2 separate regions of the Mus musculus genome follow, and region 2 is linked to region 1. The links are chromatin loops, found by intact Hi-C in ENCODE. Cell type or tissue: left cerebral cortex. All regions are shown on one strand. Links, peaks and the distances in the headings refer to the core of each region. The heading gives the core; the rest is flanking DNA.

Evidence for each region. Hi-C counts contacts between places; a loop is a spot of excess contacts. Peaks named below come from ENCODE experiments on the same cell type or tissue, not always from the same donor. Only the 100,000 strongest peaks of a DNase experiment are listed, where the experiment ranks them.
Region 2: a loop joins it to region 1, with 2.2 times the contacts of the local background. A loop is called at or near these places in 2 of 42 quality-filtered maps.

The regions. Positions count from the first base shown.
Region 1 is chr9:73,431,557-73,439,893 of GRCm38, reverse strand. No RefSeq gene overlaps it. Among named protein-coding and RNA genes, the nearest start is that of Gm27211, 240 kb to the right of the region's middle. In left cerebral cortex, for the core only: no CTCF peak of the experiment used is centred there; a DNase peak (open chromatin) is centred at 3,344.
Region 2 is chr9:73,159,352-73,167,688 of GRCm38, reverse strand. No RefSeq gene overlaps it. Among named protein-coding and RNA genes, the nearest start is that of Gm27211, 29 kb to the left of the region's middle. In left cerebral cortex, for the core only: a CTCF peak has its summit at 4,580 (motif pointing left); a DNase peak (open chromatin) is centred at 4,584; H3K4me3 peaks cover 292 bases.

The DNA of each region.
Region 1 (8,337 bases), core at 53-8,052:
TCTTGTTCTTTCTACAACTCCATCATAGTGGCATAAAGGCTCTTGTTTTTATGTGGAAGAAATACAAGACATTTGGTTAATTCACTGATCTCAGATTGTTCCGTTTAAATAAGGAAGCTACCTGCACTATCGTTGAGAATAAAAGGTATTTTGGAAGCTCATGTCTGTCTACCTTGTCTAAATTCTGTTGCCTATGCTGCTTCTAAATTCAGTAGTTTTTCCAACAAAACTAGAGTTTACTACTCAATTTTCTTTTAAATTAAAGATTAATTCTACTTCTATTAAAGTGCACATGAGTACAGTGCCCACAGAGACCAGAGAAGAGCATCATATCCCCTGGAGCTGGAGTCAGAAGTGGTTGTGAGTTGCCTGCTGTGTGTGCTGGAAAATGAACTCAGGTCCTTTACAAGAGCACCAAATGTTCTTAACTGCTAAGCCATCTCTCCAACCCCACAATAGATGGTTTTTGGGAGAAGAGAGCAGGGGACAGAGACTATCTATATAGCTCTGACTGTCCTGGAACTTTTAGGTATACTTAGGCTGGCCTCAAACTCACAGAGATCCAATTGCCTTTTCTGGGATTAAAGGCATGTTCCTCTTTTATGCCTGGCACTTCTGTTTTATTTTTAAGTATGATCTGATTAATCAAATTAAATTTGTGTGACACCAGAAGACTCATGTAACACCCCAGTACATGCCACTCATTGATATAGATTAGAAAGTTATCTCATACAGCCCAGATTTTAGAGAAGAAAATCAGCACAAATCCTGAGTACACTGTATTTTTCCATCGAGTTAACTATGCCCTCAGCTCACCCATACATCCTCATTTTGGCCACTAGTGCTTGTCATTGTGCTCACAAAGCACATTTGTTTTGCCCTTTCTTCTTATAAAACTGCTTCTTTATGTCCACAGCAATAAATGCAAAGATGCAATGCATTACAAAAATGCATCCTCTTTCCTCGTAATAATTTATAGAACATTTACGTCTATGAGTCTTACAGTACCCAGCTCTGACAGCTCACTCAGAACTGAGTGCAGGGCTTGTTTCTCCACTAGCCATAGCACAAAATCAGCTGTCTCCTGTCTTCCTGGTCTCCTGAGGAGTGAGAAGTCTGTACCCTTTAGAGTCCCCATGCACAGGCAGGCTTTGGACTTGGGGTGTTAGGGAAGGAGACTGAAATGCTCGAGACAGCACTCCAGGTTTTTGTGTTCCTTAACATAAAGCCCACTCTAGACAGGGAGAACCTACATATCCAAAATCAATCACAAATACTAGATCACTGAAAAAGAAAGGTGCTGATAGTCCAACTCTTCTAATCAAGGTCTCCTAAGAAATCAACACATACTTGAGATTAAGTATATAAGGGGTTAGCCTGGCAGTGTAGCTCAGTGGATAGAGCGCCTGCCCAACACACACAAAGCCCTGGGTATGATCCCCAGCACAACACAACTGTGTGCCTGTTCCCATCATCCCAACACTGAGGAAGTAGAGGCGGGAGAACCAGAAGTTCAAGGCCATCCTCAGCTCCATCGTGATTCTGAGGCTTGCCTGGGACCCATAAGAACCCAGGTGAATAGAAAACATGAGGGCTTTATGAGGGTGTCTGTGCTGGAAGATAGAATAAGGCGGTGAGAGACACGTGGGCGCTCCTTCAGGTCACTGTGACCCAGAGTGAAATGGGGCAGAAAGCCGAGAGAGTGATCTAGATAGATATACACTTCCTCGAGTCTTCACTGCATCCTTGGAATACTGCCAGAGAGGAGCCTTTCTCATCTCCGAAGCCAACCTGGCATCCATGCTGGTCATCTGTGGAAATAGCCAAGGAACCTTGTCAATGACACAACCATGTGCAAGATCTCTACCACATGGATGCTCACAGATGTCACACCTACTTATAAAAAAAAAATCACCATGACAATCACCGTCATTTCCAACTTCCCTCCACTCCTCTCTGAGGGTCTGCTATACAACAGCAAGCTAAAACTAAATGTATAGGACAGTCCCCATACACTAATCTGTGTTCTTTTTTTCTTAATATAACTACAACTTTAAATATCAAAGTAAGTTCTGGTATTTGGGCAGGTTGCTATACATGGTCCTGGTCCTTGTTACTTGGGGGCTTGTGATAGGTCTGGTTTGGGCCATTTGGTATGGGAGGAAACAGCAGCATAGATACTGGGCTTTAGAAGAATCTTCATCAGGAGGGGGTGGGTCATATGATGTGGCATGGCCTGACTTCAGTAATAATTATAATAAAATTAGTTGTAATTTTGGCAAGTTATGCAGAAAAGCCAGCATGCAAACATTAAAACATGTAACTTGGTATCTTATTGTAAGATTTTTTTTTTTATTCAGTCCTTCTATATTTACGAGCATTTGCTCGAGGCTGATGCTGCAGTGCTGTTTGGCCCTCAAACACTGAACTCCAAAGCTTAGACAAAGGCCAGGACACCCAACCCTTCTCGGTTTCTGACTGATACAGGGTGACAAAGCAGACAGCAGAGGCAGCCTTGGTAGCGAGAGGACTTTAGCCCAGCATCTTTAAAGCCAGCTGGCAGGGAACAACACAACACTGAACCCTGTGACAGCAGCTACCAGAAGAGCTTCTGATTCGCAGAGAGGCAGGCACCATCAAAACCATGAAGCCCTCAGTTCACCAGAAGAGCTACCTTGATTAGTTAGTCACGATATTCTGTGTTCTAGAAGCTACGAGGAGCTTTGAGAGAATAACCCAACTCACACTGAGTTGAAGGGCCTATGCTAAAAAAGAAAAAAAAATCTCATATTAGCTGTAAGTGGTTTCATTTTTATCCTGTGGCTGCTCAGATACATGGAATATAGAGATACACAATTTTCCACACATGAATATTATAATAGAGTACAGATAGCAAAATACTGTGGCTGTCACAAGGGAGGGGCACACATCTTCTAATTACTTGTGGAACTAAAGCCACAGCAGCAATTAGTAGGTAAGGATTTCCCCTAAACCACACAACCTCCTCATACATAATATTTATACTCAGCCAAAAGGATATGTATTATAGATGTAATATGCAGTTGCTTTACAAGACCAGCCATGCAATGATCAACAGGAAACTCTATAAGAACAGCAAAACTCATTCCGAGATCAGTATGTATGCTGCTGTTTCCTCCCATACCAAATGGCCCAAACCAAACATATCACAAGCCCCCAAGTAACAAGGACCAGGACCGTGTATAGCAACCTGCCCAAACACCAGAATTTACTTTGATATATAAGGTTGTAGTTATATTAAGAAAAAAAGAACACAGAACTATATTTGATTTAATAGATGGATCCAGCCACATCTCTATGCAGAGAGCACATTGCTGGCTTTCACCACCTACAACCAGAGGAGTGCTCCCCCACACAGCAGAGGAAAGCAATGGGTGCTTTTAATATGCAGCAACGTATTTTACAACTATAAAATTGGCTAATTGAATTTTTGGTTTATGTTGCCCATTTTGGCTAAAGCCAACCTCACAAAGAGTGTTTATTTTTAAAATAGCCCTTCCCTGCCCTGTCCTATCAGTGTGGAGATATAATACCAATGCAAGCAGCGAATAGAGATTTTCTTATTCTAACTGCATCTGTCAGCTCTCAGGTTTAAAGTCAAACTCTAATCACATCTGACAAGAAGCAGGCCACAAAAACCTTGGATTTATCAAGATTGTTTGCCATATGGTGCTACATCATATCCACCATTGCTGGCAATAAAGCCTTGCCCCAAGTAGATAGGATATACCTCCTCGTCCTGTGAGGTACTAAGTATGGTTTATCCAAAGCCATCCGGATACACACACAGAGAAAGAAGTGACCATAATATGAACTACACACTACATACACTACATGTCATATAATTATTAGCCTGAGTTACGATGTCATAAGGCACTGTTGGAGGGTGGTGAGCAGCTTCTTTTAAGGGTCCTTACATCACAGACAAGCTCAAAGGGGACCCTAGCTTTGGGGCATCACTAGTAGCTGAAGTGCTGGACCAACACAGTTACTAGAACACAATGCTGCAGCAGGTAGGATGCCTTCAAAGGATGCAGAGACATTGCTGGAATATCAAAGGATTTAGAGTAAATTATTAAATATGAAGTATGTGATAAGATTGGGTGGAAGAGGAGATACTTCTAACACCATGGCATGTGTTATGCCTGTTATTTCTGCCTCACTATCACTAGCAAAAAGAGCCATGTTCTGTGGACTACTAAGTGAAAAAGAACATGTGCATATATTCTCAAATATAAACATATTATTTAATTCTAAAAACTACAATTGGCTTAAGAGCAGTTGCCATTCTCACAGAGGACCTAGGCTCTATCCCAGCATCTGGAGAGAGGTTCACAACCATATATAACACTCCAGTTCTAGGGCATTTGACACCCTCTACTGGCCTTCCCAGTCATACATGGCATGCAAGACTCTCATAAACATAAGATAAAAAAGTAGATAAAGTTTTTCATTTAAAAAAATGTAAACATGCATAAAAATGCAAGTATAACCATTTATGGAGGTGTATTTTGAATGCTGCAGTGAAACAGATTCTCCTATTATTGATCTATTCATTTATTCCAAGATAGTATCTGAAATTTTCACTCTATAGTCAGGCAATTATAGCAGTGAAAGGTTATTCTCCACACCAGAAACACCCAGCACCAAGGGGTATCATGATGTGACTAATTGTGTGAGATTTGTGGTTTTAAGTACAATAGAACCTTTGAAACTTGTGATAATGAGATGAGCAGGAAATCTCAAAGTTCCGTACACAGAGAATTTAGCTTGTGGCAAAGCACTTGAAAGAGGAGCAGGATTTATAAATGAGTCTTGGGTGATTTTTATACAGAGAGAGACTGAGAGATGACTAAGTAACAGGTTTCACAGTGGTCTTTGACCTGCCTGTCAGTGCCCTTTCTCCCCTCTGCCCCTCTGCCCCTCTCTGAATCCTTGCCTGTGGCTGCTTCCCTTCCTGGGCCCTCTTTGGCTTGCTTACCCATGTATTCCATCACCCACTCTCCCTCAGACCTCCCCAACTCCTACCAAATGGTTATTGATCATTTTCATAACTGCTCCAAGGAATTTTTAAAAATATATGCACACTGACTTTGGCCTTCCACAGTAAATGGGAAGTTGTAACACTGAATGAGAAAGGAGTGGGTTGTTTTTGTTTTTTTTAAATCTCCTTGGCTGCCTAGATATAAGAAATACAAAAATATATGAAATTTTCTATGAAAGACTGTCGTAACAGAATATAGTTAGGAAAATAAGGTTTATTTTTATAGAAGATGATTGTTGTCACTGAGGGAGGGGCACCAGTGTGTCTGGTAAAGTCTGATGCAGAGAGCAAATTATATAAATTTATTGTGATGGTTTGGATATGAATATGACATATCTTCCCCCACCCCATAGGACCATTTGCTTAAACACTTGGTACCCAGCTGGTGGTGCTATTTGAGGAGGTCATGCGCCTTTAGGAAGTTAGAACCTTCCTAGAAGAAATACCACAATAGGGGTGGGCTTGGAGGTTTGGACATAGCTCTACTTCCTGTTCTCTGTACCTCTGCTTCCAGTGTACAAACGAGATGTGATCAGCCAGACTCCTATTCATGCCACCATGCCTTCCCTGACTACCTCTGTTGTGCCAAGAAATGTTCATGAACCCCAAAAAACCACCAAGGAGCCGAATCCAATGGAATTGCATTAGGGTCTCTATTCTATTCTCTCAAGCTTGGGCTCCCTGCCAACCCTGACACAGCAGGAAGGTGAAGCCCTAAGTCTAAGTTTAGGCAAGAAATAGATATCTAGCCTGGTACACATCTGATTGGGGGACCTTTATGGCCTTTAATATAATTGGCTGGTGCTGGGACCCAAACCATAAACTTAACTTCTGCTTTCCTCCTGATTGGTGGTTGTTAGGCAGGGTTGGAGCTTGTAACCTGGAAGTGCAGATCTGTTGGGGAATAACCTGGAAACTGGTGCAAGACGCTGGATTTGTTGGGAGGGTAACCTGGAGATGCAGGTCTTATTGGGGGGCGTAGCCTGGAAACTGTTGGTAAGTAAGGTCAGGTTCTCTAAGATGGAGTCTGAACTGATTTGGTCTCTCACCACCATGCCTTCCCAACATGATTAGCCCTATTCCCCAAGTACTATAAGCCAAATGAACCCTTTCTTCCCTAAGTATCAACTGTCAGGGTCACAGCCACAGAAAGACAATTAATACACTGATACCTAGAATTTTTTCCAAAATCATATAATTTTGACCCCAAGGACAATCAGTGTGCATTGCCGTTTAGAATATCATCATAATATGTTTGCTTGACAAGGGTATGTTTGAACCTGATTTCAAAACCTTTCCATCTTAGTAGATCCTGTGATAGGTTATTTGAAAATATAAAAGGAAGTGCTTTCCAATAACATGCAAGAATAAATGACAAAAGAGGAGGAGATGATCTACCTAGGAAAAAATGTGATTTGTATAAAATGGAGGTACAGGGTCCTGCGGGTTGAAGGTGTTGTTAATCAGAATACACAGTAGGCATCCCTAAGCTCTTGGACAAATCAAATGCTTTGGATGAGGCATTCCACCCTGACATGAAATCTTAAAAGATGATGCAGGACTAGCCTTCCCTGATGGGCAACTCTTGCATCCTAATCTAAGCACAGTAGCAGCTATAACAAGCCAACTTCAAGGGACTTTATATGCACTGTGAGCTTCCACTTCTACTAACTGCAGATTCTATAGCAGACAGGTTATGAATAAAGCCATTATCCCCAGAGTAATGATGGAGAAACTGGTTCCCACAAGCTAGGGACAATAAGAAGTCAGTGTTCTGACTCTAGAGCCATGAATGCCTCTCTACCAGGTAAACTCCCATGACATTTCACGGCTAGTCATTTTCATATTCATAATGTAACCCATTAAAATACCCTGTAAGTGCATGTCATTTTAAAATGTGTGCTTAATTCCTTCTCTGTAATTATAATAGATGAGCTGACTCCCCCTAACCTATTTAGTAATGATCCTTCAGGTTTGATATAGGCTGACCACTTCAGAGAATAGGTTTAAATTACACTATTAGTAATTAAGAAATTCCTGCAACATCAAAGCCATGGGAGAATTCAGAGCAAGAAATTATTTTTATACATGATATATAGTATAATACAATGAACTTATGTATGTTTTACTTATTTTGAAATTAAAATATGTTCATTGGCTTCCTTGTATTTATGCTTTTTCATATGCATATTGGCTTTATTTAGGTAAATTTATGTCTAATATCACTTCCTCCATTAAGCATCTATGGACAAAGAATAGCTTACATGTACTGTGCTAAGTTTCAAAATGAGTATATATATTTTCTCACACATGGATTTTTATCAATAAATTAGGACAATTGAGAGAAATAAATACTGTCATCCTGCACCCAGTAGCCAGTATACATCCTCCAAGATTACCATTTTAAAAATGCCTTTACATGACTTTTATATTTTATTCCAACTATAACTACTCATAGCAGAATACTGAAAACTCTATTAATACAGCTTAGCACATTTCAAAAGAGCAGAATTACAAGCACAAAAGAAAGATTTCATGGCAGCTAAAAATAAAACCAGCTTGGGTTTTTCTAAGGGAGAAAAAAAAAAAAGATCTAAATTTATAGCCACAATACCTGTGTCTGTCACAGGACCAGAAGCCGGTAGGGTTTCCCAGCTGTTAGCTCTCAACAGAACTTAATTACAGGAGCATTTACAGAGATGAGGGCTACAGTGAAAAAGGCCAATAACAGAAACAGAAAGACTGAGCGCATAGGAGAAGGGCTTCTACCACTTCTAGTTTGGGGGGAGGGGGAGGACCTCCCTAATGAGGGAAATAGTTTAAATCAACATCAGCTTTGTTTGAGCCAAAGTACCAGATAGAAGGTGGGAAAAGAAACCCCCAGACCCCCATCACCCACACTCTGAATCCAGCCAGAACCCAGGAAGCACAGTCCCTAGGAGGAGCCTATGGGTTCAGAGCAGGTCAGAGAAGGATGGATGGAAGATGTGATCAAGGAAAAGACAATATCCTGTAGCCTAATGCTGCTACCTCCACCCTACATTCAATCAATAACCTCTAAGGGCTTAGATCCTACACTGACCGGGGGCTTGTCTGCAACATCTGGTACTTCTTGTTTAAAGCGATTATCTCCCTTAATCGTGCCATTACTGGTTCACGCGCAGTATTCACAGAGACTATTCTTGTCTATCTGCTGCCTTTTACATGGCTGCCCTGGATGAAGGGTTGGTTTGAGGAAGTATGGAGCCTCTGTG
Region 2 (8,337 bases), core at 59-8,058, 270 kb after region 1:
TGAAGGGGTTTGCAGCCCCATAGGAGGAACAACAATATGAACTAACCAGTACCCCCAGAACTTCCTGGGACTAAACTACCAACCAAAGAGTACACATGGTGGGACTCATGGCTCCAGCTGTATCCCTTCCCGCGGGATTCAGTTATTTGTGGGTGTGAGGGGGACCGCAAACCTGGAGGAAAATGGGAGGAAGAGAAAAAGGAGCTGGAGACCAAGTAGAGGGTCCTATCAAGGTCTCCGTTTATTCAGCTGAGATTTAAAGCAAACATCTCGGGGAATAGGGAGGGGTCGAGGGGAAATTTAACAAAGAACAAAGAAGTGGGCATCTGCTGACATGAGGGCCAAAGTCAGGCTCCAGGCGGCGGGCACTCTGCGTCTTATCTCCAGAACATAGATCCTCCTTAACAGCCTTGGGGTGTCAGGCCGGGCTCAGGTGTAACTCATGTCCTTGGAAGTCATGGGAGTTCAGGAAGAGATAGGAAGAGGGGACTATAATTCAGCTTTTACAGCCTCAGATGCCAGGAAGGGAACAGAGAGGAGGGAGTGACAACCGGCTCCTAGCACAAGGCCATTTGGCCTGTCAGGGTGGAAGATTGTGAAGGGCTCACTTTCTCACGGTATGGTCTCTGACACAGCTGCATATGTAGTAGAGGATGGCCTAGTCAGTCATCAATGGGAGAAGAGGCCCTTGGTCCTGTGAAGGCTCTATGTCCCAGTGTAAGGGAATGCCAGGGCCAGGGAGCAGAAGTGGGTAGGTTGGTAAGCAGGAGGATGGGGAGGCGGGGAGCTGGTTTTCAGAAGGGAACAAGGAAAGGGGATAACATTTGAAATGTAAATAAAGAAAATATCTAATAAAAAAAAGAAGTCACTATTTGCTGTTACAGATACCTGGGGGTGGGATTCTATTGCTCCTTCAATGCCAATAGGTCATCCCTACTTTTAGCCAAAGCCAGATGAATTTTTCCAATGGTTGGGCTTACCGCTAAACCCTCCAAAGACATGTGTCATGCCAGTATCAGTCATCTCCTGGCACTCATGTTCTGTCTTTCACTATTGTAACCGTGCTGCATCAGGTTTTGTCAACGAGACAGAGTCCTATGAGAGGAGGAATCCTCAATTGAGGAAATCCACCCCCCATCGGATTAGCCTGTAGGCAAGTCTGTGGGCATTTTCTGAATGATGGATGTGAGAGAGCCCCGCCCAGTATAAGTGATGCCATCAGTCCCTGGGCAAGATGTCCCAAGTTGTCTAAGAAAGCAGCTAAGCAAGCCAGGGGGACCAAGCCAGTAGGTAGTGTTCCTCCATGGTCTCTGCTTCAGTTCCTTCCTCAAGGCTCCTGCCCTGACTTCCCTCAATCATGGACTGTGGCATGTATACGTAAGCCAAATAAACGCTTCCTTCTCCAAGTTGCTTTTGGTTGTGGTGTTTATCACAGCAATGGAAAGCAAACTAAAACAATGATCACTTTCGTTGTCAGCCTGGGGTGAAAGAAAAGCATCAGCACCAATGAGTGTGCCTGGGGTGTTTCTGGGAAAACTAGTGTGAGAGCCACAAACGCAATAGGGAGGGTCTGCCCAGACCCTCTCTGGTTGGTCTGGGGGTGAGATGAAATGGGAAGGTAGGAAAGGAAGTTGACTGTCCCCCACGTGACACCTCTAGAGAGAGCTCACTCTCCTCCTGCATCCCCTGGGCCCCTGACATTAGACTCTGGATGATTGTTCTTTGATTGTAGATCCGTACGGTTGGTTCTCCAGGGCCTGGAAGGACTTTGACCTTGGCCTTGGGCAGCATCTCTGTCCTTGCCCTTGTTCTGAGGTTTCTGGCTTCCTGGACTGAGCAGCTGCTGGCTTCCCTGGACTCCAGCCTGCACAGTCATTGTGAGGTGATTCAGAGCCAATCTGAGCACCATCTCAGGATCCCAGACATTCTGATGACTACACTCTCTAGAGAGCCCTGGCTAGCGCAAGTATTCGACCACCCTAGAGTGGTAAGACAACCCCATAGGCTCCTTTTACCCTTGGCAGAACTCTCAGATCTACTGTCTTTTGGCTTAGTTTCAAAGTGTCTCTTCAGGCTTAAGGAAGGAGCTAAAGAATGAGGTCTTTGATGTTAGTGTCTTGTCTTTCCTTTCCCAGTCCAGTACAAGAGAAACACCATTAAACACCCACCTTTCCCCAGGGCTAAGACTCCTTAACAGGAGGATGATGGTCAACTCCACCTAGGCTCAAAGTCCATCTCTGAAACCCAATGCCCATCATTACTCTTGAGTCTTTTACACGTCCAGCTGGAAAGAAACCCTTTCTCTGTGTTCTCTGATTGGTTACTTTTCCTCTTCCTTTTAAGTTGCAACCATTTCTCTTGGTGTGGCAGCCTTCCAAAGAAAACCCTCCTATGGCTTCTAACATCACCCAACACTGGGTTCCCTGCCTGTTCACTAACCACATATGTCCTCAGACATTGCTCTTGTTGTGGACCTACTATGAGAGACAAGACTCCCCCCAAGCCATCTGCAATATGCTAACATCTGCAATGGCCACACCTAGACTTAGGCTTTGGGTCTGAGAAAACGTTAACAGGGGACTCCTAAGGATACCAGGCTTTATAGCCAAAAACTCTAGTTAAAGCATGGCTTTCATGGCTGTTGAAATGTGCTATAGACTATATGGCACACCAAACTGAGACAAGCAATGTTCTATAAGTAACGGTGAAATGCAAAACTCGACATCCATGAACCAAACTGGAATTCTAGGGAAAGAGAGAGTTCATGTCTTAATGACTCAGACACTTACTATAGAGAGCTGAAGATTGGAACTCAGATCCCCAGAACCCACATAAAAGCAGCTGGGTACTGCAGCTGCTTGTAATCCTAGCATCTGGGAGGCAGATATGGGAAATCCCTGGAACAAACCGACCAGCCAGACTACCCAAAATGCCAAGCAATAAAGCCTGCCTTCAATATACAAAGCAGAAGTAATTGAGGAAGGTAACCACGCCCACACACACAAAAGTGTGCCGTACATATGCAAGCAAAATGCATGCACATCACACACATAATAGATATATAAATACATATGTATTTATATATTTTTATATTTTATATATAATAAGTCATATATATAATTTGCATGGCCCCCAGTCACATGTCATCCAGAGAGAAACCTCTGTCATCTACTTTAACCAATATCTGACTTCTATAGATGCATAGTAAGGGATGTCTCTGGAAGATCCCTCAGTGTAAGACCGTCCTTATGAAAGCACTTGTGCTGGGGAAGTGACACACACTAAGTGTCCAGAGTGACTGTAGGGTAAGCCTTAAGGGGGAGGAAATTTCCTAAGAGCCCTGAGTTGAAAGCCGCCCTATTCCCTTTTATCCATGCCTGGCTGCTGTGAAGAGCTACTAACTTGCTACCGTCTCTAGTATTTATTCACATCACATAAATCACCTTTCACACCTGCCTTACTCTCCATCTTTCCCTGCTTCCCCCTTCTCGTTCCTTGCTCCTTCTGGTCCCTTTGGGCTTCGCTTAGGTTCTCTCCCCAGTGTCCTGGAAGGAAGTCCTTTGCCCAGTGGAGGCTTTCCCCCAGCCCCCACTGCTGCACCTCATTTCATACAGATAGATTATCCCACAGCCTTGCTGTAGCAAGTCATTGTGAGCCTTTCAGAAGTGTGTGTGAAATCCCACCCCAGAGGAATTCGGGTCCAAAAATCCCCTGGAATAAAAACAATTTGAGTAAGCATTGAGAAGTTTCAAGACAGATGAGTCTGGGTTTGTCTGGTTTTGATATGCAGAATGTGAGTTTGACCATATCCTAACACTATTTTCATTTCACTATATAAACTTGAAAGCCCAGAGATTATTGTCAATTCTTGCTTTTCTTAAATAATATATCTGTAAATTGTTTTATGAGATAATTAGTATCTGTGGCAATAAGCACCCCCCATTGCCAGGCAGATGTAACCACCAAGTGCTACCTGCAGACATAAATCTAAAACAGCTTCAGGAGAGAAATACCAAAGCCTGAAAGCCGGTTAGGGAGAGGTATCCAGAATAAAGAAAATGCAGGAAGATGAGGAGGGAGGAAAGGAGGAAGAGAGGAAGGGAGAAAGGGAAGAAATGAGAAATCCAAGGAAGGAAACAAAATATTCACTGGAAACTAGACTTGATACAATCAGCAACTTTTTATTTTGAAATCTACAAAGTTAAAAGAGTCACACCACTTTCAGAACACCGTCTTGGGGTCATTTAAGAACATTTCCATCACCCCCGAGGCACCTGAAATACATCAAGAAAACAGTGCGCTGTGCGTGGGTTCTGCCGATTCGTTGTGTAAGCCCTTTTGTAGCTGATAAACACACGGAAAGTTTTCTTTACACCGAACTCAAACCTAAAGGGAAAGGCGACGAATCTCCCCCCCTCCCCCGCCCCATTTTTGTTCTTTAAACTTGCATCGTGCTGCTAAAAGAATTAGTGAGGTTAAATCGCTGTGCTTTCACACTTTCTCTGGGCTTGCTCTGAAGGCATTAACCAAACTTCTCGGACCTTTCCGAAGTTATCCGAAATAACACAGCGCCCTCTGTCGGTCTTACCACCACACTGACTTTCGCGGTACAACCTCTGCAAAATGATGACTTCATGGCTTAAGAAAGATGCCTTAGCAAGTGAATGCAGATCCTCTGCTAAACGGAGAAAACAAGCAGCTGAGACAAGGGACTCTAAAATCACGTGCTGACGTTACTAAAAGTCGAGTCAATTATCAGCTTCTTTTCCTCCTTTAAACAGATTCGATTTTCTTAAAAACTGCTTTTTGTCACACTGCCGAGGCCCCAGTAATTGCAGCTGTCGTGAAGTCCATCAGAATCAGCTGCGAAACTGACAACTCCAACTCAAGTACCCGAGCCCAAAAGTGGGAGGTGGCCCTGTTTGCCCAAGCAGAGAAGCCCCAGCCTTGGCTTTCTCCAGGCTCGTGTGACCTTCAGGTCTGGGAAAGAGCTCAGAGGTTCCCGACAGGAAGGAGGGCAAGAAGGCGTTGCAGAGCTCAGCCACCTCAGATGCCCAGGAAAACATTTATCAGCAAGAAAAAGGTTAGCCTTCAGTCACTGATCCTGTGTTGCTTTTTAAATTTTTTAGATTACATTTATTTATTTTTGAGGACCGGGTTGTGACCACAGCTCACACACGTATGGAGATCGGAAGGCAGCTTGTGGTTTTCTTCCTCAGTATGAGCCTCGGGGATTGAACTAGCCCTGTCAGGTTTGTTGGCAGGTGCCTTTGCCTGCTGAGCCATCTCAAAGGCCCTGGTTTACACTTAATATGACAACATGAGGTGGTCCTCGCTGGTGTTTCAACCTTGACCTCCATATAAAGTTAGGTTGCACTCCAAGTGCTCTTGTGGTTTCGATCTACTCTACCTCTAAATAGGCCATGTGTGGAGCTGGGGAAAAGGCTCCATTGGTAAAGTGTTTGCTGTGTTAAATCCACAAACCTGAGTCCGTGTGCCCTCCACTCGTGGGGGTAGGGGAGGGGGAATTAGACCTAGTGGCACTGGGGAGTCTCTCCCAGCTTAATTAATGTACTCCAAGCAGTGAGACCCTGTCTCGAACAAACAAGGTGAACTGGTCCTGAGAAGGGATACTGGTTGGCCTCTGGCCTCCGCAAATGTGTATACACACACTGGCACACATGCGCGTGCCGGTGGGGTCAGGCTCATCAGGGGCGTGGACCGACTGGCTGGTAGAAGGCCTTTAAGAAATGGAGCCTAGGGCTGGTGAGATGGCTCAGTGGCTAAGAGCACCCGACTGCTCTTCCGAAGTTCAAATCCCAGCAACCACATGGTGGCTCACAACCATCCGTAATGAGATCTGACTCTCCCTTCTGGAGTGTTTGAGGACAGCTACAGTGTACTTACATATAATAAATAAATAAATAAATAAATAAATAAATCTTAAAAAAAAAAAGGAAGAAATGGAGCCTAGAGGAAAGAAATTAACCACTTTAGCGAGTTCCCGGAAGGGGATATTGGGACCCTGACCCCCACAGCCTTACTCTGATTGCTTCCCAGCAATGTGTGTGATAGCAACCGCCTCAGCAACACGACGCAAGGCCACCGCCCAGTGCAATGGCGGTGCTAAGCAATCAAGCACTAAAACTTCCAAAATCAGAAGGCAAAAGAAAAAAAGCTTCTCTTCTTGTAGGTTGCATACTTACTAAGTTTAGTCGGTCAGAAAGCTATCCTGTGAGATTGTCCCCTCCCCCCCCCAAAAAAAAAAAAACATAGAGAAAGAGATTGAAACGCTAGCTCAGGCTCCATACAAAACAGAGTCCATCACTGGTCTCCCCAACCCACCCCATTCCTGATCTATCCACTCCTGAAACAAGAGCCTTCCTAAGTGGATCTCTCTTACAACGCAGGACACAGACCAGGAAATTTGGTTTCTGTAGATGCTAAATTAGTGAATTAGGGCCACGTCTCTCAACTCCACTGAATCATTTATGTACCAGGTACTGGACAAGAGTAAACAAAAAAAAAAAAAAAAAACCCAGTCCCTCCCCACAAGTAGCATAAAGACAAGTATGTATAATTAGAATATAATACTGTAAAGCCAACGACAAAAATATCACAGAGTAAGGGCAAAGAAGATTGCAGAAAGACCTGTGACTTCAAAGCAGTAATTAGTAACACATTCCCAGATCCCTGCCATCTAGTCAAGAAGAACTTGGATTGTCTGAAGACACTTTCAGTAGATGGTTGACAAGGGCAGAGCTGGGCATTCACACATGAGGTCTGATCCACCCAATATCAAAGCATCAGCAATAGAAACACAGAAGGAGCCTGAAGCAGAGGCTGCAGGCAGGTCAGGCAGACAGCAGGTCAAGCGAAGATTCCCCCGGCAGGGGTGGCAGAAGAAAGACCATGTGGAGTTCAAACCAGTCATTTCAGTGGAGGGATGCATACAAAGGGCTGGGCTCCAAGAGGATGCATATGGAAAGGAAATAAGATGTATTAGGCAGGCACCACTGTCCCCCATATTTTCGGGAGTATTTGGCTTAAGGGAGACAGCCCAGAGCACACTCCTCTGAGGCAGTGGTCCTTCCAGCCTGAGAGTGTAGGCCTGGTCATAGAGACCCAGATTAGAGGTCCAGACGTGCCTCTCAGAGAAACTTAGCCACTCCAAGTCTAAAGTAGGATGATGCCCTGGGGATATGGCCCAGCTGGTGGCATGCTGGCCTAGGATACAAGACCCCCAGCACTGTATAAACCAGGTACATGCCTATAATTCTCTCCACTTGAGGAATGAAGGCATGAGGATCAGAAGTTCAAGGTCTGCCTGCTGAGAGGGCTCCAGCAGATGGAAGCACTTGCCAAGCAACCCTGTCAACCTGAGTTTGAGCCTCAGAGCCACTGGTAAAAGGAGAAAACCAACTCCTAAAAGATGTCCTCTGACCTCCACGTGGGCACTGTGGCACATGCATGCCCACACACACATACACACACACACACACACACACACACACACACACACACGCGCGCACACACACACACACCATACATACATACATACATACATAGACGTACATACATTAACAATAAATAATTTTTATATGGCATACCTTTAATCCCAGCACTGGAGAGGCAGAGGCAGGTGGATCTTTGTGAGTTCAGGGCCAGCCTGGTCTATACAACAAGAGTTCAGGCCAGGCCAGCCAGGACTACACAATGAGAACCTGTCTCAAAAAAAAAAAAAAAAAAAAAAACAAGAAGAAGAAATTCAAAGTCAACCCTGGCTATATAATGAGTTTGAGGCCAGCCAGGGCTATGAGAGACTGTCTAGATAGATAGATGAATAGATAGATAGATAGATAGATAGATAGATAGATAGATAGATAGATAGGCTGAGAAACCTGATAGGAAAAAAACCCAGCATGGAAAGTGAACAGAAGCCAGAGAAACCAACATACTCAACTCTAAAATTTCTGTTTTATCATTGCTAAAACCAGGTTGTGTTGTAGTTCAATGGTCAACATTTTCTCCTCTTAGCTATACTAGAACAATGAGGGTCAGTACCTAACCCTGAGCAAGTACCAGGCCTGGCTTTATGCAAATTGTCATGGGAAGATATGTTAAAGTGAATGTTTTGCTGAAAAGCATCTGGGTTGAAATTGGTGTGTGTGTGTGTGTGTGTGTGTGTGTGTGTGTATACAAGTCACAAGCTAGCTCTCTCCTGCCACCTTGTGGTATTCAGGTACACAAGCATCCCTACTTGCTGAGCCTTTATCAGGGCTTTTTTAAAAACTATCTTCTGAGTTCTTATTACTATGACAGCATGGCCCACAAACC